Linked DNA regions of Mus musculus: all the other regions are linked to region 1. A link is a loop called in an ENCODE intact Hi-C map of the cell type or tissue named here. Cell type or tissue: gastrocnemius. All regions are shown on one strand. Region 1 has its middle 92 kb from the start of Map3k7. Region 2 overlaps Bach2 (BTB and CNC homology, basic leucine zipper transcription factor 2). Region 3 overlaps Bach2 (BTB and CNC homology, basic leucine zipper transcription factor 2). Region 4 holds the start of Bach2os (BTB and CNC homology 2, opposite strand). Region 5 has its middle 9.4 kb from the start of n-TGccc3. Region 6 overlaps Map3k7 (mitogen-activated protein kinase kinase kinase 7). Region 7 has its middle 18 kb from the start of n-TGccc3.

The links. Peaks named below come from ENCODE experiments on the same cell type or tissue, not always from the same donor. Only the 100,000 strongest peaks of a DNase experiment are listed, where the experiment ranks them.
Region 2: a loop joins it to region 1, with 8 times the contacts of the local background. A loop is called at or near these places in 17 of 42 quality-filtered maps.
Region 3: a loop joins it to region 1, with 5 times the contacts of the local background. A loop is called at or near these places in 23 of 42 quality-filtered maps.
Region 4: a loop joins it to region 1, with 11 times the contacts of the local background. A loop is called at or near these places in 35 of 42 quality-filtered maps.
Region 5: it touches region 1 in a loop (2.3-fold over the local background); 32 of 42 quality-filtered maps call a loop at or near these places.
Region 6: a loop joins it to region 1, with 3 times the contacts of the local background. A loop is called at or near these places in 6 of 42 quality-filtered maps.
Region 7: a loop joins it to region 1, with 5 times the contacts of the local background. A loop is called at or near these places in 34 of 42 quality-filtered maps.

The regions. Positions count from the first base shown.
Region 1 is chr4:32,053,687-32,057,686 of GRCm38, forward strand. No RefSeq gene overlaps it. Among named protein-coding and RNA genes, the nearest start is that of Map3k7, 92 kb to the left of the region's middle. In gastrocnemius, CTCF peaks have their summits at 1,619 (motif pointing right) and 3,574 (motif pointing left); DNase peaks (open chromatin) are centred at 1,626 and 3,627; H3K4me3 peaks cover 1,079 bases; H3K27ac peaks cover 546 bases.
Region 2 is chr4:32,535,870-32,539,869 of GRCm38, forward strand. The region is part of intron 2 of Bach2 (BTB and CNC homology, basic leucine zipper transcription factor 2); the gene reads left to right. Among named protein-coding and RNA genes, the nearest start is that of Bach2os, 34 kb to the right of the region's middle. In gastrocnemius, CTCF peaks have their summits at 1,376 and 2,397 (motif pointing left); DNase peaks (open chromatin) are centred at 1,336, 2,411 and 3,317; H3K4me3 peaks cover 395 bases; H3K27ac peaks cover 1,802 bases.
Region 3 is chr4:32,549,321-32,553,320 of GRCm38, forward strand. The region is part of intron 2 of Bach2 (BTB and CNC homology, basic leucine zipper transcription factor 2); the gene reads left to right. Among named protein-coding and RNA genes, the nearest start is that of Bach2os, 20 kb to the right of the region's middle. In gastrocnemius, a CTCF peak has its summit at 2,234 (motif pointing left); a DNase peak (open chromatin) is centred at 2,226.
Region 4 is chr4:32,570,754-32,574,753 of GRCm38, forward strand. All of the region lies in intron 3 of Bach2 (BTB and CNC homology, basic leucine zipper transcription factor 2), which reads left to right. It overlaps Bach2os (BTB and CNC homology 2, opposite strand), which reads right to left and starts at 909. Exons shown (of 5, transcript NR_026843.1): 1 at 831-909. In gastrocnemius, a CTCF peak has its summit at 1,561 (motif pointing left); DNase peaks (open chromatin) are centred at 1,571 and 2,804; H3K27ac peaks cover 330 bases.
Region 5 is chr4:32,237,620-32,241,619 of GRCm38, forward strand. It overlaps a transcript of Bach2 not described here. Among named protein-coding and RNA genes, the nearest start is that of n-TGccc3, 9.4 kb to the left of the region's middle. In gastrocnemius, CTCF peaks have their summits at 1,011 and 2,297; DNase peaks (open chromatin) are centred at 1,005, 1,374, 1,876, 2,341 and 1 more place; H3K4me3 peaks cover 2,571 bases; H3K27ac peaks cover 2,450 bases.
Region 6 is chr4:31,970,322-31,974,321 of GRCm38, forward strand. All of the region lies in intron 1 of Map3k7 (mitogen-activated protein kinase kinase kinase 7), which reads left to right. Among named protein-coding and RNA genes, the nearest start is that of Map3k7, 8.2 kb to the left of the region's middle. In gastrocnemius, a CTCF peak has its summit at 2,016 (motif pointing right); a DNase peak (open chromatin) is centred at 2,038.
Region 7 is chr4:32,246,626-32,250,625 of GRCm38, forward strand. It overlaps a transcript of Bach2 not described here. Among named protein-coding and RNA genes, the nearest start is that of n-TGccc3, 18 kb to the left of the region's middle. In gastrocnemius, a CTCF peak has its summit at 1,845 (motif pointing left); DNase peaks (open chromatin) are centred at 398, 1,842, 3,344 and 3,714; H3K4me3 peaks cover 822 bases; H3K27ac peaks cover 808 bases.

The sequences.
Region 1 (4,000 bases):
CATTCAGCTGTCTCAGGCTTGAATTTTCTTCTTCTTTTTTTTAAGTCAGTAAATATAAGAAAGTTTTAAATTGCCCTAAAAGGCAATTTAACACATGGGGGAGATTTTTGAACCTATCACTTTGGTACAGGGCCCAGATTCTGTGACACTGGAGCCTAACTCTCATTGTGAGTGTGACCACTGAGGAGAAGGCTGCCCATGGAAAGCGCTATTTGATAGTCTTAGGGCCAGTGATTCAAGAGAACGAGCCCGCATCTAAAATCCAGAGAGCCTCCGCAGATAAGGAATATTTCCCTGAAATCAAGTGAAGGATTTTTTTCTTTAATTCATTTTTTTTACAGTCCATGTTTTATTCACCCTTCATCCCCCCTCCGACTGTTTCATATCCCACACCTCCTCCCCACTCCCATGTCTCCACATGAATGTCCCCATCCCCCACCCCACCTGACGTCTAAACTACAGTCTCTTGATGGTTAGGTGCATCATCTCTGAATGAACACAGACCCGGAAGTCCTCTGCTGTATGTGTGTTGAGGGCCTCATATTAGTAGGTGTATGCTGCCTGGCTGGTGGTTCAGTATCTGAGAGATCTCAGGGGTCCAGATTAATTGAGACTGCTAGTCTTCTTACAGGATCACCATTCTCCTACGCTTCTTTCAGCCTTCCCTAATTCAACAACAGGGGTCAGCAGCAACCCATTGGTTGGGTGCAAATATCTGCATCTGACTCTTTCAGCTGCTTGCTGGGTCTTTCAGAGGGCAGTCATGATAGGTCCCTTTTTATGAGCGCTCCACAGCCTCAGTAATAGTGTCAGGCCTTGGGATCTCCCCTTGAGCTGGATCCCACTTTGGGCCTGTCACTGGACCTTCTTTTCCTCAGGCTCCTCTCCATTTCCATCCCTGTAATTCTTTCAGACAGGAACAATTATGGGTCAGAGATGTGACTGTGGAATGGCAACCCCATCTTTCACTTGATGTCCTGTCTTCCTGCTGGAGGGGGGGCTCTATAAGTTTCCTCTCCCTACTGTCAGGCATTTCATCTAAGGTCCCTCCCTTTGAGTGCTGGGAGTCTCTCACTTCCCAGGTCTCTGGTATATTCTGGGGGGTCCCCCTAACCTCCTATTTCCTGAGGTTGCCTGTTTCCATTCTTTCTGCTAGCCCTCAGGACTCAAATGAGGGATTTTTAAACGTGATAGCAGGAGTTAAAAGGGAAGCAAGGGACATGCATTTACAAGTAAGTCAGAGACCAGAGGGCTGAGGACACAAAGATGTTACCTGGAGATAGTGAGTGGCCTCCTTCACGCTAGGCCAGCACGGAGCTACTGAGGCAACGCCGTTGCTTCTGCGGATTCCCGTGCTCCAAGAGAAACGGGGCTTTTTCCCTTCCCCAAAGACACTCTGCCAACTAGACCCCAACTGGACCGCCGGATGCGTAAACTGCCCCTGTTCTATGATTCTCATACAAATTTGTCAGTGATTTGCAGACACTATGAAGCAAAATTAGAGAATAATCATTAAAAGCTTCCGACAATATGCCTATCCATAAATTCTTCAAGAGGAAGATGAACCACCTTCACATAGCACGGCCCGGGACCTTACCGGCTCCAGCCATGCCTTCTCTAGCCACTAGATGGCAGTACAAGCACAGACTTTCAAAGGCCCTTTATTGACAGGGTAGCGACAGCCAGCGCTACTAATGAGGCTGGCTTTGTTTTTGTTTCTTTTTTGTCTTCCATAACTTCGGGTTTCTGGTGTCTGATTCGATGTTTTGGGCCACTTGGACTTTCCACTGCACTTCCAGCCCCTTCCAGAGGCTTCATCGTTTTGCTGGGGAGATAACACCGTGGAGCCTTCTGGGAAATTGACTATAGGGATTTGAGAAAAAAGCTTGACTTCCGGCACCCTGGATCAGTGGGTTCATTCTACGAGCTCCATCCAGGTCACCAGCATCCAAATCACTTCCCTGTCGGGACCAGATGTTCAAAGGAAAATCCCGATTCAGAAGTAGGGAATTTCCTAGAAGCGATTTTTAAAATGTATGTTTTTGTGTGTATGTACATCACATGTGTGTGCGTGACCATGGATAGCAAAAGAGGTTGCTAGCGTTTCTGGAACTGAAGATACAGGAGGTTTTGAGCAGCAAGGCACGAGTGCTGGGAACTAAATTAGAATCTCTCGGAAAAATGGGATTCCCCGGAAGAATAGCAAGCATTCTTCAGCAATGAGCCATTTCTCTCTCTCTCTAGGAGCAAAAATTTCCCCCAACTGGATCCTAAGAACCTTGTTCCAGAGGAGAACATCTCTGAGGGTAATTGAGCAAGCTACTCTGGGAACGTATGCCCCAAGCAGAGTTATAATTATTAGTATTATAAGTATTAGTACGTACTACATAAACAGTAAGTGCTGTGCCGAACTCTCTATGAAGATTACCTCATTCACTCAATAACAACTAGCGCTTGTTCCAAGCACTTGAATTTTAAACCGAGTCTGCCTGAGTGAAAACTGTTGTTGTCTCAATGCATACATATATAAAACACAGGACCCTGTGACAGAATCCTGTCCCTTGTGCCTACCGATCCTAAGTTCTAGTTCAGAATGCTTTGATGAAGTCCAAATGCAGGTATGCCTAGCCACGTCCACCAAACAGGAGTCTTCTATAAGTTCCAGTCCAGGGGACACTGGGTCAGATGGGGCCAGCCTGAAGACCAAGGAATTCAGTAATGGTTGGGCTCTGATCCCAAGTGAAGGTGTGTGTGTGCTCAGGGTGGGGTTGGGGTGGGGGTGGACGGGGTACTGTGCTCCAGATAAAGAGAAAGGGCTGGGAAAATCTGATCTCTGCACTCAGTTCTGACAACTCTGGTTCTCATCAGGGGAGTGGCCCTCCTCCTCAGTGCCTCTGGGTTGAGCCCTGCTTGCTTAGATCCTAGAATCCTTTGGAAGCTCAGATAGCATAAGCCTGCTGACGTTAGTCCCACTCGTGGAAATGTAGCCCAGAACTGCACATCTTCATCTGGGTTCGGTACCCACGTGCGTGCTCATGACTTGCTTCTACCAGTCTGTGTCAGAACAAGATGAGAGCACTGTGGGTAGGGGTTAGAGGAAACCCTTCCCTTTGAGAGTCCGTCTTTCCTGGTTAAATACTGATCTGGGGTACTTGCAAGCTTATTTTATTCCCTGGAAATGCATAACTTTGGCAAGAGTAGATTGATCTTCCTTCTCCCCTCCCCCTTCCCCCTTCCCCCTCCTCTCTCCCCTTCCCCCTTCCCACTTTCCCCTTCCCCCTTCCCTTCCCTTCCCAGCTCCCGATCTCTTGCCTCCACCCCCTTAATGCTGGGATTACAGCAATAACCTGGTTTACATGGTCCTAGGCATCAAACCAGGGCTGGAGCACACTAGGGAAGTACTGTACCAACTGTGATACATTTCCAGTCTCCTTTCTTGTCCTTTTTCTTTTTTCCATTCATTTCTTCACTTTTAGCTTTCTTTTTCCTTTTCTTATTTAAAACGTCACTCCCAATTTGTCTCTGAACAGGTAAGCAATTTTGAAAGTGGCTTCTAGACTGCCATCTAGTGGTCATCATAGCTCATGGTCACTGACTTTCTGAGACTACAGATTGTTGGAGTGTGTGTGATTGGGTGTGGCTGGGGGCGGTGTAAGTGTATGCATGCGTGTAGAAGGATGTGTGTATGTGTGCACATGTGAAGGTGTGTGGAGGTGGGGGTGCACATCTCAGTGTATGTGTGTATGTGCACGCATGTGCGTGCACATTTTAAGTGTGTGCTCAGCTGCCAACAGAGAAATGTATTATCATTAAAGGATTCAGGTTTGGGCACTGGAGAGATGGCTCAGCGGTTAAGAGCACTGACTGCTCTTCCAGAGGTCCTGAGTTCAATTTCCAACCATTACATGGTGGCTCACACCATCTGTAATGAGATCCGATGCCGTCTTCTGGTGTGTCTGAAGACAGCTACAGTGTACTCATATAAACAAACAAACAAACA
Region 2 (4,000 bases), 480 kb after region 1:
CTGTACACCCTTGGGGAACGGCATCCCCTGTAGCTCATGGTCCCCAGGAACCACACAGAAGGCATCGTGAACCTAAACTAGGAATGTAGTTTTATATAAGGAATGATGTGAGAAAAAAAATAAAAGAAGTTGAAGAGCAGTTTACAATGGTAAGAGAAAACACCTGAAATTGGAATAAATCATCTCCACGTTTCTTTCATTTCACCCACAAATGCCTCTCTTCAATTCAGGTCACTTACTGGAGACCTTGCTTTTTTGGGTAACTAAACTTAGACAAACCTACTTCTGTCAGGGTCCCCCAAAAGACACCTGACACCTCAGGAATGTGACAGTAATCATTGTGTTATGCAGGGCCACACACACCCCAGAGCTGCCTGTGTCCTTGGTCCCTAAAGCCAATGCAGGTGGCACCCTACATGGCTAGGGGTCTGCTATGACAAGAGCATCCTGAGATGGGAGACCACCCTGGCTGACCTACTGGATTCAGTACACCTCCCTTGGAGAGGGAGGCATGAGACAGAAAGCCCAGTGTGGAGGTCAAATTCTACACAGCGGCTGGTGGAAAACGCTTCCGGGGCACAGACTGCCCCAGGAGAGCTGCCTCTCCCCTGCCTTCTTCTCAACCCTGGCGATGGCTGCCTTCAACATATCATCTCACTGTGCTAGTTCGCCTAAATTCTGCTCATCTGTATAATGTTTTCGTTTAAGAACGGGTTCATGACACATGGCTTTAATCTTATCACCTGGGCGGCAGAAGCAAGTGGGTCTCCCTGAGTCTGAGGTCAGCCTGGTTTACCCAGCATCCCACAGCAGCGGAGCTAAACAGTAAGACCCTGTCTCAGGAGTTTTGAGAGAGGGAAGAGGGGGATCCTCGAGTTCCATGGGAGCTTTTGCTTCATTTGTTTGTGCGGCTCCTGTGTCCGACAGTCCCTGGAGCACAGAATGAGTGACTGACCTTAACGGCTGGTCCTTCAAGAAATCTGTAGGCTACAGGACTGCACCCTGTCTTCCATCACCTGCCTGCCTTGGCTGTTTGAGAATCTCTGTATATTTCCTGTTGTAGCCACTACATGGTAAAAATAGCCCACATGGTTTCCAGCTGGAACTCATTTCCGTAAGTGCTGTGTCCAGGTTGTGACTCTGGTTAACTAGGAGCAGTGGGGAGTTGCGTTAGCCATCCAAGGTCTTGAACTGGCTGGTAGGTTGTTCTTACGACTGCCAACTCTTCCTCCTCCTGGCCTCCCTGTGTTCTTCCAGTGCTGCCTGTGTTCCAACCACAGTGGGAGCTCTCCTGGACTTCCGTAACTGGTTTGTCCCTGCCTAGGCTGGTCCCCAAATGCAGTCAGTGTGATCTCCCTAATGCTCGCCTGCATGGCACACTGCAGTGCCTCCCCATGGCCTGCCAACCTCTTTTGTGGTTGAGAATGGCCTTTCCAGTCTTGGGTCTGCTCCCTCCTCTCCAGCGTCATAGTTCCTCCTCCCCTGCTGCCGGAGTCCTGCCCCACAAGCCCTGTGCCCTAGTCTCTCCTGTGCCATTGCACATTGCTTTCTGCCAGCTCCAGCAGCCTATGAACCACTCCCTCGGGGTTAGATACCCTTCCACCAGCAGCTTTCTATTCTTACTACATCCTACCTGTTATTAGCTTGTAAGATCTGCTGACTTGTCCTGTCTCGTTAGTCCAGATCCTCACTAGCGAGGTACTCTTTCTTCATTTTTTTGGTGTGTGTGTGTGTGTGTGTGTGTGTGTGTGTGTGTGTGTGTGCGCGCGCACGCACATGTGCGCATATCTCCCTCTCTCCCGGCCCCTACACACACACACACACACACACACACACACACACACACTGCCCCGCCCCACCCCACCCCTACAATGGAACCACAGAAGATGGCTGGAATGAATTTGTTAAAGGAAGTGATTTGTACTCTACTTTGTAAAGTTATTTGTCACCCACATTGTCCCTGTAGGGGACACATAGCCTTTCCTGGGTGAGTGACACCTCAGCCTATGAACCTAATCCATACATATCTTCCTTTGGCACTTTCGCTCCAGAATCACTGTACCTTGTGGTGACAATGAGCCAGGAGAACTACAGAGTGTCTGTCTGTCTTAAGGGGTTACTTGTTGGTCAAGTTGGCAACTCATAAAATCCTCTTCCAGTACAATCCAGTCACCATTAAAAACCAGCCTCCAGTAACCAGCTAAGAAAAAATATCCTCTAGGTGATGGACAAACAACAGGCTCAGAGTCCCTTCCCCACCCCCAGGAAAGCACAGTTTGAATTTTACATGTTTGTTTGAGGCAGTTTGCCTCTCCAACCTCACCCTCTGACTTTTCCTTGTGACCCAGATATAGGAATATCTTGTGTTCTCTTGCTCCCTCTCCTGGCCTGGCCTGCCTTTAGCAAGAAGAGCACGCTCTTAGAATTGGCACCGACTGGGTGGTGGGGGTCTGAGCAGCTGAACAAAGCCACCAGCCAGCTCAGCACGGTTTATTAGAAGATCCACGGGAAACCAGCAACAAAGTCTTTTCTTCATATTTGCAGTGCAGCCTGACTGAGTGAGGAGGGGCGGTGCTGGCACTGGGAAGACATGAGCCTGGCATCCTTTCTAAGGGATGAAATGCTTCCCAGAAAAAAAAAAAGGGGGGGGGGGAGGCATTGCCCAAAAAAGCACTAGATAACTACCCTTTTTACAATGTCTCCCTGAGGACATAGAGAACCATGTATGCTGGTTACTCATTATCCAGTCTAGTGCAGTAATAACCCCTCTGATAGTCTACTCCTAACATGCACCAGACAAAGTCCTGTAACAGCTGGCCTATGTCATGGTGAGGAGCAGGACTATGCACCTTTCCCACCCAAAGATGGAATGTGAATGCTCTTCAGAGCCTGGCCACGTTGTGCATCCTTTCAGGCACACGGGCCTGAGACAGGACACAGGGCTTTCCCTGGTGATGGAGGGACAGCATTATAGCCCGCACTCTTCATGAGGAGAGCCAGGACATCACTGGTCTTCCGAAGGCTGACCCTGCTCCCTTTTTTATTGATCACATGGCTTCTTCTTAGGCGCTTCATAATCCTGCCAGTTCACCGTGTGTTGCTTTCCAAAATATCTTGCCTGCTAACCATACCGTCTTTCCTACTTTCCTTTCCTTTCTCATGCTGACCTAGGATGGCTTGACCAAATCTAAAGTTTTCCAACTTAGCAGACTGAGAACAGGACAGTTCAGTTTACAGAGTTCACTCTCCGCGCCTTCACTTTCCCACGAGCTCGCAGGCTGCTGCCCTCTGAGCTGCAGCTCTGGCAGAGTGTGTCCTATCTCAGCACCCATCTGCTCTGCTCTGTGGTGTCGTGCGCAGTGCCTGGCTTTCCCAAGGTGCCAAGCCCTTTGTGTTCTGTTGCCTCTTTCGAGACAGAAGGAAGACACTCATTCCGGGTGTTTATGGAAGGTCTTTTCCTAGAAAGCCACGAGGTTGTTCTTGTGTCTTTACTGAGGTCAGGGTCCCTGTGTGCGCAGAGCGGTGACTGATTTGTGTTAGTTCTGTGCCCTCTCATTACGCAGCCTGCTTCTGTTTCAGCTTAATATGTTAGAGAACACACTCACGCTCTTCCTCTCATCTATTGTCCCAGGAACTTTAACAATGGTGTGGGCGAACATTGAGACACCTGTTTCATGTGCCGTTTGCACAGTCTAAGTTCCTCCACGATAGAATTTTTTTTTTTTGCTTTCAAGTTTACGTTATGACCCAGAATAATGAATGTTCAAGTAATATTTTGTGCTGGTTAATTAGTAACATCTTATTTATAAAAGTTACCTAATTTATTCAGAATTCATGCAGAAAAAATACAAAGTGAGCATTTCTTTATGATCTAGTGGTTTCAGTCCAGTAGAGTAGTATTTGATTTGATAGGAAAATGTGACCTTTTGCTGATGTTATCGTCCTCTGAAATTTACAGAATCGTCTTCACCGTGCATATGTTTAGTAAACTTCTAGTATA
Region 3 (4,000 bases), 500 kb after region 1:
TGCATGCCCTGTCATCAGCAATTCTTGGCAGGTATCCCATGCCTCCCTCATCTCCAGCATCTTGGAGTCATCAACATAACCCAGGCTTCACCTTAGCAGTTTCATGCAATGGCCTCTCCATGCAGGGTCTCCCCTGACACACACCTGACCTCAGTGGCTTTCCTTAATGTCTAAGGAAGATTCTGAAACATCTTTATCCTGTATCCTTCATGACTCTGAATCCAGAACCACATGGCCAATGCTACCAAGTTCAGCTACCTCCTTGGGCTGGAATCTGGCCCCCTTCTTGAATTACATTTGCATAAGATCTCTCTTACAGTTTCCTTTTAGGTGGAGGAAATCCCTTGGGCTTTTTCCTTTCAGGGGCTGTAGGATTAGCTGGGGGGTGGGGGATCTCACCACTCCCTTTATTCCACTTAGCATCAGGCTTTTCTCTAAGTTTCTCATCTCTTTGAGCACAAGACATGGCTCCAACATTACATTCACTCCCTTGTATTCTTTTTCTCCTCAAATTGTATGTTTTGTATTTTTGCCTTGCTTGCTATTTTTCATTGTAAATCTGCATAAGAGTGATCACTAATAACCATGTGACACAACCAATCATAGGTTGTGTTGAAATCTCCCCTGCCAACACCATTAATCCAAAACTCTTATAATTAGCCTCAGGTAGATTCTTAGGACAAAGACAAAAGTCAGCCGCATTCTTTATCAAAATGCCACAAGAATCTTCTCTAGCTCGGTTGCTAATATTGACTCTGCCACATTGCTCTCAGCATTACTGACTTCCAAGCTCCTGTGAGGATGGTCCATTAAGCCCCATTTACAGCATTCAAATGTTTCTCTAGTTCGAAACCTAAGAGCCTACACATTCCCCCAAAACAGCATCATCAGGTTTGTCACAGCCTTTTAAAACCTAAATGCCACCCCCAATGACACACCTCCTCCAACAAGGCCATACCTAGTAGTCCTTTCAAAAACAGTTCTGCCAATTAGGAACCAAGCATTCAAGCCATTTTCATTCAAGCCACTACACTTTTGTCTAAATTATACTAAAATGATCAGAAGGTTGATTGCCTTAATAAATTCATCCTAGTAGCAAGGTTAATTAGTCTAACACATACAACCTCACTGTTTTGTACTTGTATAGCATAAGGTGTTGGGGAGAAAATAAGACAAGTATTAACAACAGAAAGTTAAGATTAGGTGTGACAAATAACAGTAAATGTTGGTGAGGCCGTAGACTTGTAATTTGGTGCCGCCACCATGTAAATCATCATGAACATGTCTTTAAAACCTGAAAACAGCTGGCGAGATGGCTCAGCGGTTAAGAGCACTGACTGCTCTTCTGAAGGTCCTGAGTTCAAATCACAGCAACCACATGGTGGCTCACAACCACCCTAATGACATCTGATGCCCTCTTCTGGGTGCATCTGAAGATAACTACAGTGTTCTTATGTATAATAATAAATCTTTGGCCAGGAGCAAGCAGGGCTGACTGGAGCAAGTGGGGTTGATCCGAGTGAGCAGAGGTCCTAAATACAATTCCCAACAACCACATGAAAGCTCACAACCATCTGTACAGCTACAGCGTACTCATATGCATAAAAATAAATAGAAAATTCTTTTAAAAGAAAACTTGAAAACATAGAACTGCCATATGACCCAGCTAAACAATTCTTGGTATACTCCTTAAAGACGCTGTGTCCTGTGTGTCCTGTCATTTTATATCCTACCACATCCATGTCTGTTGCTACATGAGTCACAATAGCAATGAAATGGAATGCATGTGTGTGTATGTCTGTCTCTGTGTGTGTGTGTGTGTGTGTGTGTGTGTGTGTGTGGAGAGAGAGTACATGAGATCATGAAACATGTGTGACATGTAGAAAAAAAGGGCACCAACAGGAGGGGGGAACAGGAGTGGAAGAAGAGATTAAGAAAGACAAAGGAGTCAGGTATGATGGTGAATGCTCCAGGCAGGCAGATGTCTATGAATTCAAGGTCAGCCTGGTCTACAAAGTGAGTTCCATGACAGTCAAGGCTATACAGAGAAACCCTATCTCGAAAAACAACAACAACAACAAAGCAGGCAGGAAAGAAAAGACAGACAGACAACAAAGGAGCTAGAGAGATGGCGCAGCAGATAAGAGCCCTGGATGCTCTTCCAGAAGATCCAAATCTGATTCCCAGCACCCGTGCAGGCTCCACATCCCAATGGATCAGATGCCCTCTTCTGGCCTCCATAGGTATTACAGTTGAGTAGAGCGTAGATTTACAGCAGGCAAAACACCCATCCATATATGTAAACTAAAAGAAAGAGAGAGAGAGAGAAAGGAAGGAAGGAAGGAAGGAAGGAAGGAAGGAAGGAAGGAAGGAAGGAAGGAAGGAAGAAACAAAGAAATTTTTTTAAAAAAAAAAGAAAGACAATATACGAAAATATGACAACTAAACCCCTTATTTTGGGCACTAATGTTTTAATAAAATAAAAAATGATACCACCACTCGTATAAAAATTAGTATTGATGCATTATCTTTTTGGTTTGTGGTGGCAGGGGTACTTTCTTACACATAGTAAGCAAATGCTCTGTCACTAGCTATGCCCCAGCCCTGAGTAAGTGCTCTTAAAAAAATTTTTAGCCTGTTTTTAAACTAATGGAAAATAATTAAGACTATACTTCATTTTTCATGAATTTCTAGAGACTTTTTAAAACGTATATACTTCTTTTACATTTTTGTCTGGTCAAGTTAGTTTTAACTAAGTAAGTAGGTGTTAGGGACAAAAAAAAATCAAGACAGACATTAGCAATAAACAAAGATATAACAGACCACAAAGATATAACAGCTATGTCTGGGATAAAACAGCCTCTGTCTTGCAGAATAGAAAGTTGTACTGTGGAGATGGAAAGCGAGCAGTCACAGTGTTGCTTTACCTGACAAGTGTTTTGCTAGGGAAGTGCATCCTACAGGCGTGGCCAGCAGCCTGAGTTTAAGAAGCATATCCAGAAGTATATCCACACTACCTTCATCTTCCCAGGTCCTGCACTGGCAAAGTTCCCATGATGCCTCTGGAGATGCAGGTGTCCATGCTTTCAAGGCTGTAGTTAAGAGACATTGAGGAGTATACAAGCCCTCCTGGCAAGTCACCCCACATCTCCCACTTCATCTGATCAGCCTTCAAATGAGCTCCCCGCCACAGCCATATGTATATGCTGCGAAACTCAGCAACAAAGCCTCAACTGCGTGGCTTAAGTAGAAAAGGGTGTTCTTAGACCCATAGAAATTCCCAGCCCCCATTTAAAAATTGTATGTGTGTGTATGTGAGAGAGAGAGAGTGTGTTAGTTTTCCATGTGTGTGCTGGTGCCTGTGAAATCCAGAAGAGGATGTCAGATCTCTTAGAACTGGAGTTTCAAGCAGGTTTGAGCTCCTGATGTCGGTTCTGAGAACTGAGCCAGTGTCTTCTACAAGATGAATGCTCTTAACCACTGGGCCATCTCTTCAGTCCTTCAACGCCCATTTTAAATGTAATACTTATATTTGATCATTTCACACTGTGTATTTTCATCATATCCACTCCTTGTTTTTCCCTTCATCCTTCTAACACAACCTTTCCTGACTTCGTGTCCTTTTCTTTATTTGTTGTCACTAAGCCAGAGTCCAATTAGTGCTGTCCACATCCCGTGCATATGGAGCCCACCCACATACCCACCCTACCCTATGCATGTGGACCCCGCCCACATCTGCAGGAGCATGAGAATCATACTAATGGCCACACCTCCCAAAAAAAAAGTGATTCCCATTTCCTCAGCAGACATCCGTTACAAATGACTCCCCACCCACATGACCCTGTCCCCCATCCACACTAGAATTATTGGCCCACTTCATCTCCTATAGGATTTGTGTAAGTCCAGCTGCTGTGGGTTCATGAGTGCTGTGGCCATCTCATGACCAGAAGGCGGCATCTTACAGGATTCTTTCTCATTTTTTTGCCCCCTCTTCCATGAT
Region 4 (4,000 bases), 520 kb after region 1:
GCCGAGGGCTGAGGTTGAGCCTCCGCATCCCTTGAGGAACAAGGCAGGTGCTCCCACCTGCTGGTCAGTGTAAGTTCCTCCTTGCTGTGTGGCTAGCAGATCTACAAACAGAACCCAGCACAAGAGTGAGGGCTCCCTTCCCCCTGAGAGAGAAGAAGATGTATGGCTGACTGTTTTCTTCTCCACTGACCGTCTTTAAAAACGAAGCCCGATTGCAACAATCCCTGATGAAATTCCATGTGTGGTTTGCTTTTGCTCCAAGGACTTTGACACTGCCATTGTTGATTTTCCCTTTCCCCCGCCAACCTTCCATCCTGTCTACCTGGTCTGTGTTTGCTGTCTAGATGGCTTTAAATACAGTAGCGCTCGGTGCGGAAGCCCTTTAGACTTTCCTTGTGATCTGCTCTGTGGCATGTTTTCTTTCTGCAAGTAAGCAAATACAGTCTGGAGCTGAAGTAAGATGGCTCTGCTGTCAGTGGAAATAGAAGTCCCCTGAGCCCCAAGGGTGCACAGCTTTTGTGATGCCCAGGTGCTATGTCTCCAACTGACGACCTGTGTGCTGCTGGGGCACCATCTAGGATCTGAGTGTCTGTTATCCAAAGCTTGGAAAATGGAGATAAACAGTGCACTGTATCATTGGAAGCCTAGGAGAAACAGCCCCACAGGCAAAGGCCTTTCCAACAGCCTGCAAAGGAGCCATTTGTCCTGCCTGCACTCACCACATGGGAGGCATAGTAAGTGCCACATGGAGTAAGTGCACAGCTAGGAAGTAACCCGACAGAATTTTCACCCGGCCCTAGGAAAGGCAAATGATTCTTTAGTGTGCTTACCTTTGTGCATGGTGATCAACTGGGCACAAATACCAGGACTGAGCCTCATGACTATCTGATGCAACCAACAGATAACTCCCAGATTCAGGGCAGACTAGCCATACCCTTGACCTCTTAAAGAACACAGACTCAACACTCCACCCTCTGAATCCTAACAGGAAGTTGCTTTCTTCACCAATAAACCCAGGCCCACATGCTTTCTCCAGTGACTCTTTTTCCTGAGAGATCTGTAAGATTCCTGGGCACGTCCTACACATGTCTAGCAAGCCTTTTGTGGGGACCCATCTGAATTGTGGAACAATACTGGAACAATAAAATGTGCTTTAGATTTTAATTTTTCATCATTGAATTTTTTGTAAATAACTTGTATAGATTACATTAGAAATATTTTATACACTGGGATAAATGACATGTTCTTAAAATGAAACTCACCTGGATTGTTTTGTTTTGTTTTGTTTTTACTTTATTTAATGTGGCCGCTTTCAATTTTTTGGTTTCTTGCAGGGGTGGGGGTGTTGGTTGAGTTTTTCTGAAACAAGCTCTCGGTATTTAACCTTGGCTAGGCTCAAACTCAGAGATCCACCTGCCTCTGCCTCTCAAGTGCTGGGATTAAAGGTGTAACACAACACACCTGACTGACATACACTTGTAAGTTTAGCCTCTCTGACTGGTGTTAGTATTAAAGGTTAGCCTAGCACATGACATTTAGGCTTACATTGCCATCTGCTGGCCAAGCCAAGAAATTGAATATGAGAAAAAAACCTAAGCAACCTGAGCTGGGTCTAATAGCCTGGGCTGGCCTGGAACTCCACAGGCCTCTGAGGGTGGCCTTAATCTTCCTGCCTCCACCTCCTCCCAAGTGCTAAGATTGCTGAGGTCATAACTGTGCAGGAGTTGCAGAAACAGATGTAACTGCAGAAGTTCCCAAACCATCAGCACCGCCTTAGCAAGGAAGGGCAGAGAGAAGCTGTTAAAAGTCACAGACCTGGGGCTGGAGAGATGGCTCAGTGGTTAAGAGCGCCAGCTGCTCTTCCGGAGGTCCTGAGTTCAATTCCCAGCACCCACACAGTGGTTCTCAACCATCTGTAATGGTATCTGAAGTCCTCTTCTGATGTGTCTAAAGACAGTGACAGTGTACTCAAATATATAAAATAAATAAATCATTTTTTAAAAATGTCACCGACCTGAACTCCAAACCCCATGGAGACTGACAAGGCCCTAGAGAGAGAGAGAGCCTGGGCTTGCTCTCAGCTTCTGCATCAGACACAAAGTCAATGTTTTCACACAAAACAATTAGGGTCTTCAGTAGCCCATGCTGGCCTTAAACTCAGTTTGTCAGTTTGTAGCTAAGGATGACCTTGAATTCCTAATTTCCATACCTTCACTTCTTGTGTTTATAGATGAGGACCACTCCCTGCATCAGGTCTCCATAGTTGCCGTTCTTACAAAATAATACATACTAAAATTAAACAACAGAGAAGACACCTCCAGAGTTGTGATATCCTCTCTTCATTGTTGTGGAGTTTTATTTATTTATTTCTATTTTATAGTTGTTTGTGTGTATGTCTGTCTGTACCACGTGTGTGTCTGGGGCCAACAGAGACCAGAAGAGGGTATTGGATTCCCTGAAACTGTAGCCACAGATGATTGTGAGCTGCCATGTATGTTCGTGTGTGTGTGTGTGTGTGTGTGTGTGTGTGTGTGCTGGAAATCAAACCTGGGTCCTCTGGAAGAATAGCAGGTGTTCTTAACTATCGAGCCATCTCTCCCACCCCTGCCATCCTCTCTTTTAAAAATATTTACCTTGACTTGTGAAGGACTTAAAAGTAGGAATCGTGCCTAAACCTTAATGGCTTACAGTAGCAGTGGTCATTCAACAGCTCTCACACGTTCTGTGTGTCAGGAACTGAGCTGGCCCTCATGAGCATTTCTGGCTCAGATCGGGTGTTGGCTGGGGTTACAGTCCTCTGCGGGTCTCAGTGGCTTCAAGAATTCACTTCTGGGCTGGCAAGGTGGTTCCTCGGGTAAAAGGGGCAGCCACTAAGCATGGAAACTGAGTGTCATTCCCAGGGCCTGTCTAGCTAGAGGAGTGAACTGAGTTCAGAATAATTAAATAAAACCTCATAAGCAATGAGCATGCTTCCATTCACAGAACTGGCAGGATAGTGCTGTGAGCTGGAGATGCCAGGTCTGCCCTACTGAGCAGCCAGTGAAACAGGACAAAGTACAAGTCTCAGTGCCCTTCAAGGCTTAACTTCGAGAACACATGACATCGTCCAGCAAGGTGTTTATCAGAAGGAAGGAATATGCATCGTGTCAGAGAAATAACAGAATTACCCTGTAAAAGAAAACGTAATTTTAAAAACCATATCCTGACAAAGTGCCTAGCATAACACTAACCTGAGAAGCGTACCTTGTTTTGCACGAGGACACTGAGGGTCAGAGGGGTGATGTCACCTCTCTCCTGTGTGAGAACTAAAGCCCAGCTCTGACTCCTCCTACCCAGGATGTCACCTTGGGTTCTGTGTGAGTAAAAAAGACTCTCACTGACTGGTGCATCTCTGCAGTGTCTTCAAGGTGTGCTGGGCTCAGTCTTCCTTCCCCATCTGTACATCGGTCTTTAGAAGATCACTTTGGCCATTTTGTTGAATTCCGGTTGTGTGTCTTGTAGCAGGGGCTTTGATAAACCATGGTCTTTCTTACAAAAGTTCTGCAACATTGGAAGAACTAACACAGTTTACAATATTTTTAATGCCATTTGCTTCAAAGGAACCTCAGGAAATGATAACATTATAATCTGTGTGTGTGTGTGTGTGTGTGTGTGTGTGTGTGTGTTGAGACAAGGTCTCACTATGTAGGCCAGACTGGCTCCCCACTTACTCTGTAGCCCATGCTATGCTCAGATGCATGGCAATCCTCCTGAGTGTTGGGATTAGAGCTATACACCACCAGGCTGGCCGACTTGTGTGTGTTTGTACTGTTTGGTTATACGAATATTTCATCTTACTTGTATTGGAAATAAGAGAAGTATTAATCACTACTTGCTTTCAGTACTTCCCATGACTTGCTCATCTTAAAAAGAGGTTTGGAGACTGGAGAGCTGGCTCAGCAGTTAAGAGCACTGGCTGCTCTTCCAGAGGTCCCAGGTTCAACTCCCAGCTCCTGCATGG
Region 5 (4,000 bases), 180 kb after region 1:
TGGATGGTATCACAAGACTCCCAGAGCGATGCTTCCTGGCTTCCTCGGCATATGCCAATGCCCATTTTACAGGGGGATTTATGATCCTTCTCTCAGTAGAGCCAGCCAAAGTTTTATAATCTTCATTAAAAGCCAGCACCACGTGTAATAATATGAAACGCTGCCCTACACAGGGTAGGGGAGCAAGTTATAGGTGCTTAGGGAAACATGGCAGTTTCCTGGCCTTGGCAAAGGGTGAGGTTGCAGGCACCAGCACAGCAACTAACACAACCTTACTTTATTGCAAATGTACCTTCAACCTAAGTCCTAATTACTTTCTTTAAATTTTCAACTACCTGACACCAAGCCTATGGTGGCTTAAAGGGGCAACAGCAACCTGACAGCATTCAGAGGGGCAAGCAAGTGACAGCTGTGGAAACTCAGTGGAAGTTGAGGTTAAGGAGATGGAAAGAAACTCTAAGATCTTTTAGACTGGGAAATATATAGCTCTTGGTGGCTGGAGGTCCCCCTCCATTGGGTAGGCCTTTAAAGAACTCTTCTTGGGTAGGGAGCTGCTCTTCTCAAGGCCCACTTCCCATAAAAGGGGGCCTGATTCAGCTTTCCAGGGTTCATGGCTCATCTTGTCCAGCTCCTTCAGGGAAGCTGTAGTCGGCCGCGGAATGTCAGGTTCCAGGTCGGCTTTCCCTTTGATGAAGTGCCCATGGCTCTGGCGACCTCCCCACGTGCCACACTGGCCTTCGCAGCTCTCCCAACCCCACTAGCCCCACAAGCCCTGACTTTCAAGGCCCGGGCAAAGAGAGGCGGAGCTAGGAAGTCATCCGGGCGGGGAAGACAGGGCTCTTCGGGCCGCGCGGCCCGCACAAAGCCTGGAGCCCGGCGTCCGCGGCGGCGAGAGGCGCGCCCCCTCCCCGAGCCAGCCGGCGAAGCGCGCGCCCGCCAGCCGGAGCCGGAGCCCCGAGAGCGCCATTCGCCGAGAAGCTTACGCCAGTCACCCGGCGTACCGCGCCCCAGCGGCCGGGGAGGTGCGCTGCCCCGCTCCCGTAAAGTTATTGTGAATGGGGAGCGGGTGACGTCAGCGCCGAATGTCAACAATGTAGCGATTGAGAGTGTGGGCGTTCCGGGAGAGCGCGAGCCGCGCGGCGCAGCCAGCAGCCCCGCCGCCGCCGCCTCAGCAGCCAGCCCCGCGGCCGCGCACCGGGCTGCGGTCGCCCCTGCGCCCCGCTTCGCCCGCCGCCCCTCCCTCGCGGCCCGCGTCCCCCCTCTCCCCCGTCGCCCCCGCCGCGCGCGCCGCTCCCCTCCCCCTTCCCGGACTCGGGGGGCTGCGAGCGAGCGAGCTGCCATGTGATGCGCATCCCCTCCGCCTGCTCTCAGTGACCCCAGGACCGCCCACCACGCCGGCGGCCGGGAGGGGGCTGCGGGCTGGGAAGACGCGGGCAGGACCGGCGCAGGGGGACGAAAGTTCCCGGGAAGGTGAGTGCCCGACCGGGCCGCGGGGCCGAGGCGACGCAGCGGGGCAAGTTTGCACGGGGAGCGGGCGAGCGGGGCAGCGGGCGGCGTGGGGCCGCGGCGGGCAGCGAGTCCGGAGGGCGAACGGCCGCTCCCCGCCCACGGCCGCCTTATGGCATTTTCTAGGAACGGGAAAGGGGTGGGAGCCGAGCGGAGGACGCGGCGGCGGGGCGCGCTCTCCCGCCTGCCTGTTTACGGCGGGCGAGGCGGCATTGTATTTTGCTCGCGTCGCCGGGTGTTTTGGAACAGCAGGGGGAGGAGGAGCCGAGGGTAATAAGTCAGTCGTGGGGCGGGAGGGCGGGTGGGGAGAGCAGCGCCGCCGGAGCCGCAGCAGCTGTCAGACCCATGGCCCTGCCTCCGGCCCCAGCCCGCGCTCCGGCCATTCCGGGTGGCCTGGTCCCTCCCTGCCCACCGCACCCCCGCGCGCGGCCGTTCCGCGAAGACCGCGGCTCTGTGGCCCTGCGGCTCTGTGGCTGTGCGCTCAGCTGTCAGCCGCCGCAGGGTGGCTCGGATGACCGCGCCGGGCGCTAGAAAGAGGCAGCCCCGGTCCTCGGGCGCAGACGTGCCCAGGGGAGCTCAGGGCTTCCAAGAGGGGACACCTTGTAACCGCCTTCTCCCCAAGGCCCTAGAACACACATCCACACCTGTGTGCAAGTCTCTCAATCCCCAGGGCTCCACCCAAGAGTCGAGTTTAAGGAAGGGACAACTCGCTGCACCTCCCCGCACCGCGGCCCTCGCAGTTCACCCACCCACCGGGTGTTCAGGAGCGAGCGGCACCGAGAGGGCGGCGGGCGGCGCTCATGGACTACCCCAGGTGCCCGCGAGAGAGGACTTGATTCAGCATCTGGGCTGGGCGAGGATTTGCGGAACTTAGAGGAAGCCCGCAGGGCGGCGCGTGTCTGAAGAGCCGCACATCCCAGGCCCCCGGGGTCGTGGGCACATTGAATCTCCCCAGCCTCCTCTTGTATTCATGCAAGTTTGGCAACTTGGGCGAAGTTCCTGCCAGGCTGTGGTCCGGGTGGTTTTGTGTGTGACCCAACAAGATGCTCCTCGCATTCCGCGGGTCCAGCCACTGCTGTCGCTGCCTCCTGGAACGAGAGGGGCTGGAGCGTCCCACCCCAGAGACCCAACTGCGACTTGCAGCGGGCTTGTGGGCGGCCAGGCGACGCGTTCCTGGATTTTCACCTTCGCTGTCTAGTGTCATAGTCTCTCACTCTGTTAATTTCATCTGCTGAGTGTATTTAACTAAAAAGGGTAATTACTTTAGATAAAAATGCTTCCTAGCCTAGTGGGAACCTTGGCGGAGATACTGCCTAATGAGATCTTTTTTTTTCTTTTTTCTTTTTGCTTTTGTCTGTTTAAGAGTAAAATTAGAGATGTTAACTCTGATAACGGTTTTCTCAGATCATTAAAATGTATCATGTAGGAAATTGTGCCGCTAAAGCTCAGGCTGACTAGAAAAGCTAAGCTTGAACTGCCTTATGCCCCTCCTCTTGAAGAGATGGCTATTTCTGCAAGGCAGCGGGCGACTTGCTTAAAATGTGAGGTCATCCCATCCTGAGCCTCTAACAGCTTGCCAGTGGTCGGCCCTTTTCATTCTTGCAGGTAATAAACGTGGTGGAAAAAAAAAAGACATCTTGTTAGAATTAGTCTTGCCAATTCACAGTGTTGCAGCCAAACTGTTCCAGTGAACGTTCTGTCAGTGTCTCTATTGTAATTCAGTTTTCCAGGCGCTTATAATCACCACAAAACTTTGTATGGCTTCTCCTGTTCTGTACTTTAAAACTATTGATCACCCACTTTGGCACTAATTGCTATGTTTGAAACCCAAAGTCATTCAAATGAAGGTGGGTAGGGTCCAGAAACGAGATCTGCCACCATAAAATAGTTTGGTTAATATTTACATTTTGTATTTTAAAGGGCTTCAGGTTTGCCACATGGTAATCTAAATGTTTGAATAAATTCTTTGACTATCAAGGGGGTTGGAATGTCAGTTCGTACAGATCTGTTTTCCTCCTCAGGTGTATGATGTCTAAGTGTCCTAGCTAGATTGTAAGCACCCCTGGTAGGTAGTTCTTAGTGCTTTGTGTGTTGTGTGTCAGAATCTGCCACCGAGCAAGAGTGAGGCAGAAAGAGTCGGAGGGAATCAAATAGCCCCTAATTTACTTTCAGTGCTACCGGTGTCTGGGAGGCTGCCTGGGAGGCTGCGGTGTATTCTCTTTCCATTGAATTATGCCCTTTGACTCAGAATCTTCAGGCAATTCCCTTCCAGCCACTCACCTCTGGCTGCTGTGTGAGGGGCTTAATTATTTGCAAACTGCCTTGAAATCCCAGGATGAAAGGCACCGAATAAGTGCAAAGTATTGTTATTCAGATATGGAATTTAATGATCCATTACAGTTCATCAGGAAAATGCACTTTGCCGTGATGGGAGGAAATGTTTCCACCTGATGGAGGGTAATAATAAGTGCTTAAAAGTAGGTTCAGATTACAG
Region 6 (4,000 bases), 83 kb before region 1:
TATAGCCAAACACTTCTTTTCATACCTTTCTGTTCCTCTGATTTCATTCCAGAAGTCCATGTAGTGATAGGTTATTTCTCCACTGAGGAAATGAGGCAACTCAAGCCAGATTAGATTATATATAGGCGGGTTTATTGGGAAGCTGCTCTCAGACAAGTTCACTGGCCCCAAGGAACTAGGCCAGGGAAGTCACCATGGGAAGAGAGAAGGATAGAGGGAAGAGCTCAAGGAGGCGGGCAGAGTATGCCAGATAGAGACTGAGAGTTGCTGGGAGAACCTGGAGGCCAGGTCTGCTTTGATATGTAAAATAAGTACCTCAGCCCCTTGCCGCTGGGTGGAAACCAAACCAGTGCCTTGATACATATTACTGTCACATGGAACAGAGGCATCCAAGGTTGCTTCTTCATGCCTGACAGAGTAGTGTCTCTGTCTGCTTGGTCATCAGTTATACCCAGCAAATGCCCAATCATCCTGCATGAGGCCTTTCTGTATCAAGTGGGCCTTTATCTCATGATGTTGGGCTCTAAGAGGAAGAAAATAGAAACTGCTAAAGCTTCTTGAGCCCTGATTTTGAGGTTCCTGGAAGTTCACTATACTACTGATAAAAGCAATTCTTGACCAACTTGACCCAAGGGGGAAAGCCATGAACTCCTCAGTAGAGTAAGCAGACAAGGATGGAAAAGATTGAGGGTAGCTGCCTTTGGAGACTCCCCTCACCCCTCCATGTGCAAGCCTCTATCATCCCAGTCACTCCTGTTTCTGAAAGGGTGAAAACCTTTTATAAATCCCTTCTCCAACAGTTAACCTGTTGAATATGATGCTTTGAAAATTAGATGGTTGTGAGCCATAGCTTATTTTCTATTTCTAAGGCTCCTCCGCTTTGGTACTGTCCGTTTAGATAAAGAACATTCAGTCCCTCAGAAACAGCAGCTGGATGTACTAGGTACTCAGATATTTCAGGGTTAAAGAAATGCAGTTGGCAATTCAGTTGTATCACTGAAGAAAGACCTTTCTCCATGCTTCCTGACTTGGCTTTCCCTTTGGCTGTCATCGATCGTCAGAAAGTCACTCAAGCACTTTGCGTTAAGGTCTGTGTTTGAACAGCTATGAATCCATTTCAGGTCTCAACCCTCCCCACAGTAGCCGCCTCCTACCTGTGGTCAGACTTTAATTTCACTTATCTTACTCCTTTTGCAAGATTTTTTCTGAATCATTGTCATGTTCAACTGGGTCCAAGGTAGCCTGGGGTAAAGCCTGGTGTGGATATTCTTTATCAGTGTTCTTATGCCTCTGTAGCTGCCCATGTTTATAGAGCACAGTCTGCCAGGCTGTCTGCCTCTGCTAATCAAAGGAAAGAGTGTGGGTGGGAGAAAGTTTGAACTGCTTTCTGCCATTGAATCTCCAAGCCTGTGGGGAAAGAGAGGCTGCTGAGGTCTTTAGTGTATTGTGAGTGCTTGCCTTTGGCATTCTAAGTGTTTTTAAAAAAAAGTGTTAAAAAAAAAAGAAATCTAAGTAGTCTTGTTGTATAGCCTTGGATTTCTTCCCTGTCTCATTTTCATCTCACAAAAAGTCAGTTCTTAATATATATTTTTTTTTGCTTTTTACTTCTAACAGCTAATATTTTACTCCTAATAATGCCATATGCAAAAAAAGAGAAGTCTTTATGATCTAAAGAAATATAATTCTTTAAGCACTGGCTCCATGCTATTATACTGACTCCTATAAAACCATGACAGTTATTTCTATCAGACATTTCAGCAACTTCGACAACTTGCCTTCCTGTGTTATCATCTAAGATCTGTTAACCTCAGTGTGTATATGAAGTAACTTATGACTCAAATGAGAATGGAGATTTCTTGAGGCCATGGGGTTCTCAGATAGGAGTGTGACCATTTTTATTTCAGATTATTTTGTGAAATTGATTTCTCACAGCAAAAGAGAGTTTATCATGTATTTATTTGCTCACATTTAGTTCCCCTGGTTTGAAGTTGAAAACTCAGAGTGAGTCGTCATTTCATCACTAGGTGGCACCTGAGGATCACAGATGGTCATGCTTACTCGACACAGTTACGACAAGTACAGAATCCACAAATACAAATAACACTCAGAGCAGACGTTCTTAATAATGCTAAGTACTGCTCGCCCTGATTAATCTGTGGGCACATGATTGAAGTGTATTGAATGTCTTAATGCTTTATAATCATTCCTTCATAGTTAATGATAATGTCTTTAGGCAGACTGATCCGTGTGTATCATCTAAGTTGATTATGACCATGAAGTTGAAATCTTGTAGGATCTGTTTGCTGCTAATTTCCTGTGAGAAAAATGAGTGCTCTGGCTCCTTGTATTAATTCAAACCCAACTCTGGGTGTTGTTTTATAATGTTTATGGAAGAGCCTGATTCTATAACCCCCTATTAGATACTCTTATCTCCATAGATATGAAGGAAAATAACTTAGGAACCCTATAGACACTCAGTAAGGAAAATAACTTAGGAACTCTATAGATACTCACTAAAGAAAATATAAACATCTATGCTTTACTGTCCAAAAAAAAAAGCTCAGATGTTAATTTACCTAACAGTGAGCAGGACACCTAACAGTAAGCTTGATTATAAAGACTGACATATTCAAACCAAAGCCAATTCCTAAATCTTCCTAAAGTAACTGGATGCTGAGCATGAATCACCAGTGCTGGATTCTTTTTGAGGCTTGGAAAACAAGATGGTCTCTGAATGGCCAAGACCAGGAAATGGAAAAAGTCTCCAAAAGAGCCAGGCTTACTTGGGACTTTGCATCTAAGCAGCCTTGTTACCTTTAAGCTGAGTATGAATTACCATAGCATGTGCTGGTAATGCTAAGCTGTAGGTTTCGGATCCTGCCTCGGAATACTTTCTTACTGTGTAATGTGACTAAATTGCATCCCTATGACTGCTTACCTTTCAAATGGAAATGGATTACTTGTGCTAATCTGGGGGAAAACACCACCAGAATGTGCTCATCTTGTGGTGAGCACTGACTGAGAAGTAGTTACACGCTTTACACAGCCTATGAAGTGGAACTGGAGCCTGACTAGCTAGTTCACGTACCCCAGGCTACAGCTCCTGCCCTAGTGTCTCCTCTTCCCTTTGGGAAGTGATCGACCCAGTGTAGATTTTGAAGAACAACTATTTGATCACGATCACTAGCTATGCCCAACTTTGTTGTTGAGTTTTATATAATAAGTTGTCTTAAGTGGACTCACACCTAAGGAGCACATAACTGATCCTAGTATATGAAGTGTGCCATACATGTTAGAACCACTGGTATTCTAGTGTTGGGTTGCCTACCATTAACTGTCCTGTACTGTTTGTTACCTGTGTACGGCTGAGAGAGTGAGTTGGCATGTTTAAAGCCATGTGCTTTACGTGTAACATGAGGAGAACATTAGCACCTCCTTGTGAGGCTTTATAAAGAGGGATGTGGGCAGAGCACTCTCTCAATGCCAACTAGCAAACAGTCTATAAAGATGTAATGAGTGGGGTGGACCTTTCCTTGAGGAAAGGACCTTGCCATAGCATTTAGCTACATAGAAGGTAGGAGATTGGAGATGAAGGTGCGAACCTAGTGCCCTTCACAGTAACAGTCTAATGGTTTTGATCTGACAGATACCACGCTAATTTTCATTTTTGCTTTTTAATGCTTTTAAAAATACTTGGATTTTTCTAAGTATTTTTTAAAATAGAGGAACTTGACAGAGCAGTGTGCCCATGTGATAGCCATTAGTTTTAGCAATAATGTGGCATATGGTTGGTCTGTATTTTTATAACTTTTTAAAAGTAATAAGCTAATTACCTATCATAAAGCTTACCCATGTGAAGTGTGATTTATTGATTTTTGTGAATTTACCCAGTTGTCAGCCATCACAGTCAACTTTCAAACACATCACCACCTTGGCAGGATACCGTTTACATTAATTCCTTTTTGATCCTTATCCCAAGGCAATCACTGACCTGCTTGCT
Region 7 (4,000 bases), 190 kb after region 1:
CCAAAGATAAAGAGGTGGAACATGGATCCTGTTTCTCCATCCTCAGATTTTAACTCTGTTCTTCACACTCCGGCCTCTTGATGGCTGAAGAATTTGCTATTTGAGGTTTTTTGGTGAGAGAAGAGGATAAAAATTGTAAGCAATGATTCCTCTAATCCTGGGAGCACTCTACCCTGGGAGCACTCTACACTAGAGGAAGAATGGCATTCACGACCAATTCCATTAGCGTTCCTAATTGGGAATGTTAGCAAGCAGTGACAGAGAAAGTAGTGACCTTTGTCCCCATTCGAGGCAGTTTCAGGAAGAGATTATCTTGCCAGATTAGCATGTTGCAACTTTGAGCTGGAGATCTGAATGGGTTTGAAGGACTCTGCTTGGCAAGTGTCCCAGTTACCTGGGGTTTGTGAGGGTCACGGCTGTGTGCTTACTCAGCGCCACTCTGCCTGGACTGGACAGCAAATTGACACTTCAGTCAAGAGGCATTCTTGGGGCTGGCTGAACCTTAAGTGCACGGGAAAGGCTCAGTTTGGGAAATAATAGAGCGTATGAATGTACTGTGGCTCATTTCTTTTTAGCAATGAGTTCAAAATTTGGAGATAGCTAAATGCGGAGATACTTAGTGTGTCAGTGTTGGAGGTTTTAAGTGATTAAAAAAATCAGGCAGATGAGTGCATGAAGATTTCTATGCAAACAATGATGAGCTTAAATTAAAGCTGCTGATTTAGTGGGAGAATTACTCACATTGATTTGTAGAATATCTATATGGGTTCAAGATTCCATATTATGCAAATGAATAAACCCTGAAGAGTCAAACTGAAGGGAAAAAAAGAGAAATTATCTGTGAAAGATATTATTACCATTCAGTGAGAGGAAAATGTAGACACATTTCAAATTAACCCTTCCTTCGCACACATTCCATGGGATGACGAGCGTTGGGGACAGCAGTCCTTATCAGAATTGTAAGGAAGCTAGGCAGGCATGTTGCCATCAGTTCCCAGAATCCTCTTGCAGCCACTTCCAGGTTACACTCTGTTGCCTTTGGCCACCTGGTGTGATAGCCAGTTCCTGCCCTTCTGACCTCAAGCCAGTATCAGAAAGGGATTGTATAAATAGCGTTTTAGGAGGAAATTGGTTGCTCAGCATACCCAGTGCACTACTTCGGTGAGATGTCAGCATTTGAGCGAGAGACAGGCAAAGAAGTATGCAAGAGAGGAAGCCTGGAATGTTCCACTGTGGTGATCAGCTGATGGTCTCTGTGCCATGGTGAGTGAGGGGGTCTCGTCAGGAGCTCAGCACCGGCAGGAAGTGGAGACAGGCTGATCAGAGGACACAACCACAGTAAAATGAAGATGTAAAACATGGCTGATTTGCCACGATCTGTTATTCTGGGAGCTTCACCTGTGAGACGCTGGATTTGAATTCTTCTGCCTGTCACAGGTGTGTCATGTGACATTTAAACTCATCTTCAAGGGGGAAACAACGTGGCCAAGGGTTTGGGATTTTTGTCAGTTAATGGCAAACATCCTCTGAAATTATCCTTGAATTCATGAATATTATGGTGAGGGGAGGCCGTGCACCCAACTTCTTCCACCATCCTCTTCACTCCCCTCCCCCCAGTTTCATTGATAAAAATGGACTGAGGAAATTATTTCAGAATTGGTTTGACCTCTTCTGTTAGCACAGTGGTGCTCTCTGGACATGAAGAGAGGCTGACTGGTTAAGGGAGCAGTGCTTGTTTTAGATAAAGCCCTTGCCTGGTAAACAACTCCTGGGGGATGAAGTCAGAGTTGCTTGCTACCCCTCCAGCAACCATGCTATGTTGAGTTGGTGGCGCCATCTAGTGCCAGCCTCTGGAACTGTGCTGGACTCGGTCTTTCTCATCCGTGATATAGGGTGTGGAGAGGCTTTTCTGCCCAAGGGTAGTTCAGTGGAGAGTGCGCTCTAGTTCCTGAGGGTAAATATACCTCCATCGTCCCTTCCCCGACTCCACAGCTCTCAGAACCCTTTCCTTCTCTTCCTTTTTTCAACTCTTCCTGAGTCCTTCTCCTCCCCCTTCTTCCTGCTCTCTCTCCTCCTTACCTCAACCTCTTCTCCCTAGTCACCAGCTCTTCTCTTCTCTTCTTTGTTCTCCTCCTCCCTTCATCCTCTTCCTCCTGGGACTAAAATTGAGAATAACTATCAATACTTTTCTTTTCCCTTTGTGCGGAAGTCTCGTAGTAGACTTGGTCCTTCATTCTCTGCTAATTAGACATTTTCCCAGACTCGGTTGGTTGGGGGTGGGGCTGGGGGCTGTCTTCATTCTTCTTGGAGCCGTTGTTGCAGTAGTATTTCCCACTTGTAAGTTATACAACCTCCAGTGCACACTTTTAAGCTGGAGTGGTCTGTGGTCTGTCCTGAGATGCCCCCTGATGGGCACATTGCACTTGGCTTTGAGGAAATGCGTTCTGAGTTCCAGACCTTCCACGTGGACTTTGGGATTCTGTGTTAAATGAGAGAGCAGAACTGAAGGCACGTGGGTCAGAGTCTGGCATGAGATGGTCCTGTACAAGCCGCCAATGGGGCCTGAGTTCGTGTCTGAGTTTCAGTCTCCCTCATTCAACACTTCAATTCCCACATATGTTAAACACCTCCTATGTGGCTTTGAATGCAAGTCTCTTCCGAAAAACAGGAACTGTGCTTCGGTTACCGGTTCTTGTGGTCGATAGGGCAGCTATTTTGATTTGTCAGAGGAGAGGAAAAGCAGTTAAATCTAGTTAAAATTAAAGCCAGTTAAAATTAACTGGCTCAGGAGATTTGAATGCAGCTGTTCCACACATTGAAACACGGAGAGTGAGTTGTTTTTTTTTTAAATTTTTTTATTACCACTCCTGATTATTACTGGTCATTACTTATTTTTGAGCCAGGGTGTAGATTATCTGCATGTTTTGTTCTAACAGAGGAAAGTAATAAGTGGGCGGCGGTGGTGTGTGTGTGTGTCTGTGTCTCTGTGTGTGTGTGTCTCTGTGTGTGTGTGTCTGTGTGTGTGTGTGTCTGTGTATGTGTGTCTGTGTGTGTGTGTGTCTGTGTGTGTGTGTCTGTGTGTGTGTGTGTGTGTCTGTGTGTGTGTGTCTGTGTCTCTGTATCTGTGTGTGTGTCTCTGTGTCTGTGTGTGTGTGTGTGTCTGTGTGTGTGTGTGCGCGCGCACGCGCGTGCGCGTGCATGCGTGCAGAGATTCTTGTGTGTCCCGGTTTTGTTGCACCCTGCATTGTACATGCCACAGTGCTGCGCAGTCAGCAGTCCCCTTGCTGACTCATGTGCCGGGGCTGTGGGGCTCCCTTGGCTGCTCTGCCTGCGGTGCTTAGGACCAGCATGGCCTGGGGAGGGTGGGAGGTCGGCTGTCATTGGGTCTGTGATCACTGTGAACTGGCTGGGTTCTTCTTCCCTCTGTCTCCCCAGCACAGCCTCTGGCTGGTAGGAAAAGCAGGCACATGTCTGCCTCTACAGGGACAGCATAGGGCACAACCTCATTTCTGGAAGAATTGGCTTTCACTTTATTGTTTTGGGAATCTTCAAACCCAGACAAATGGGTAAGGAGAGATTCTGCTGTTAACGACTTAGCACCCCCTCAAGGACTTTTTAAAACTTGAAGTGGACTTCCTTGGCATTACAGACACTTGGCCCATTTCTCCCTCTGTGGGCAGCAGAAACAGGAGGCAGGGCCAGTAAGGGGGTGTGACTAGCAAGTGAAGTCGTCCCCTGGTGACCACAGCCTTTGTTTATATCTGTTGCTGGCTATTGATGTGAAAACAAAAACAAAGCGCCTAGCCTGGGGTCAGGAAGATGCTGTCACCTGACTTAGCTGACTCCCTCTGCCTGTTTTGTTTACATAGCTCCGGTTTGGGTTTTTCGTCAGAAAGTGTGAAATGCTGTTTTTTCTGAGGTCGCTACATAAACTTCCTTTTGTGGACGGGAGTTGATCAGATCATCCTAGACTCCCAGACGATGATGCAAAGCTGCTGAG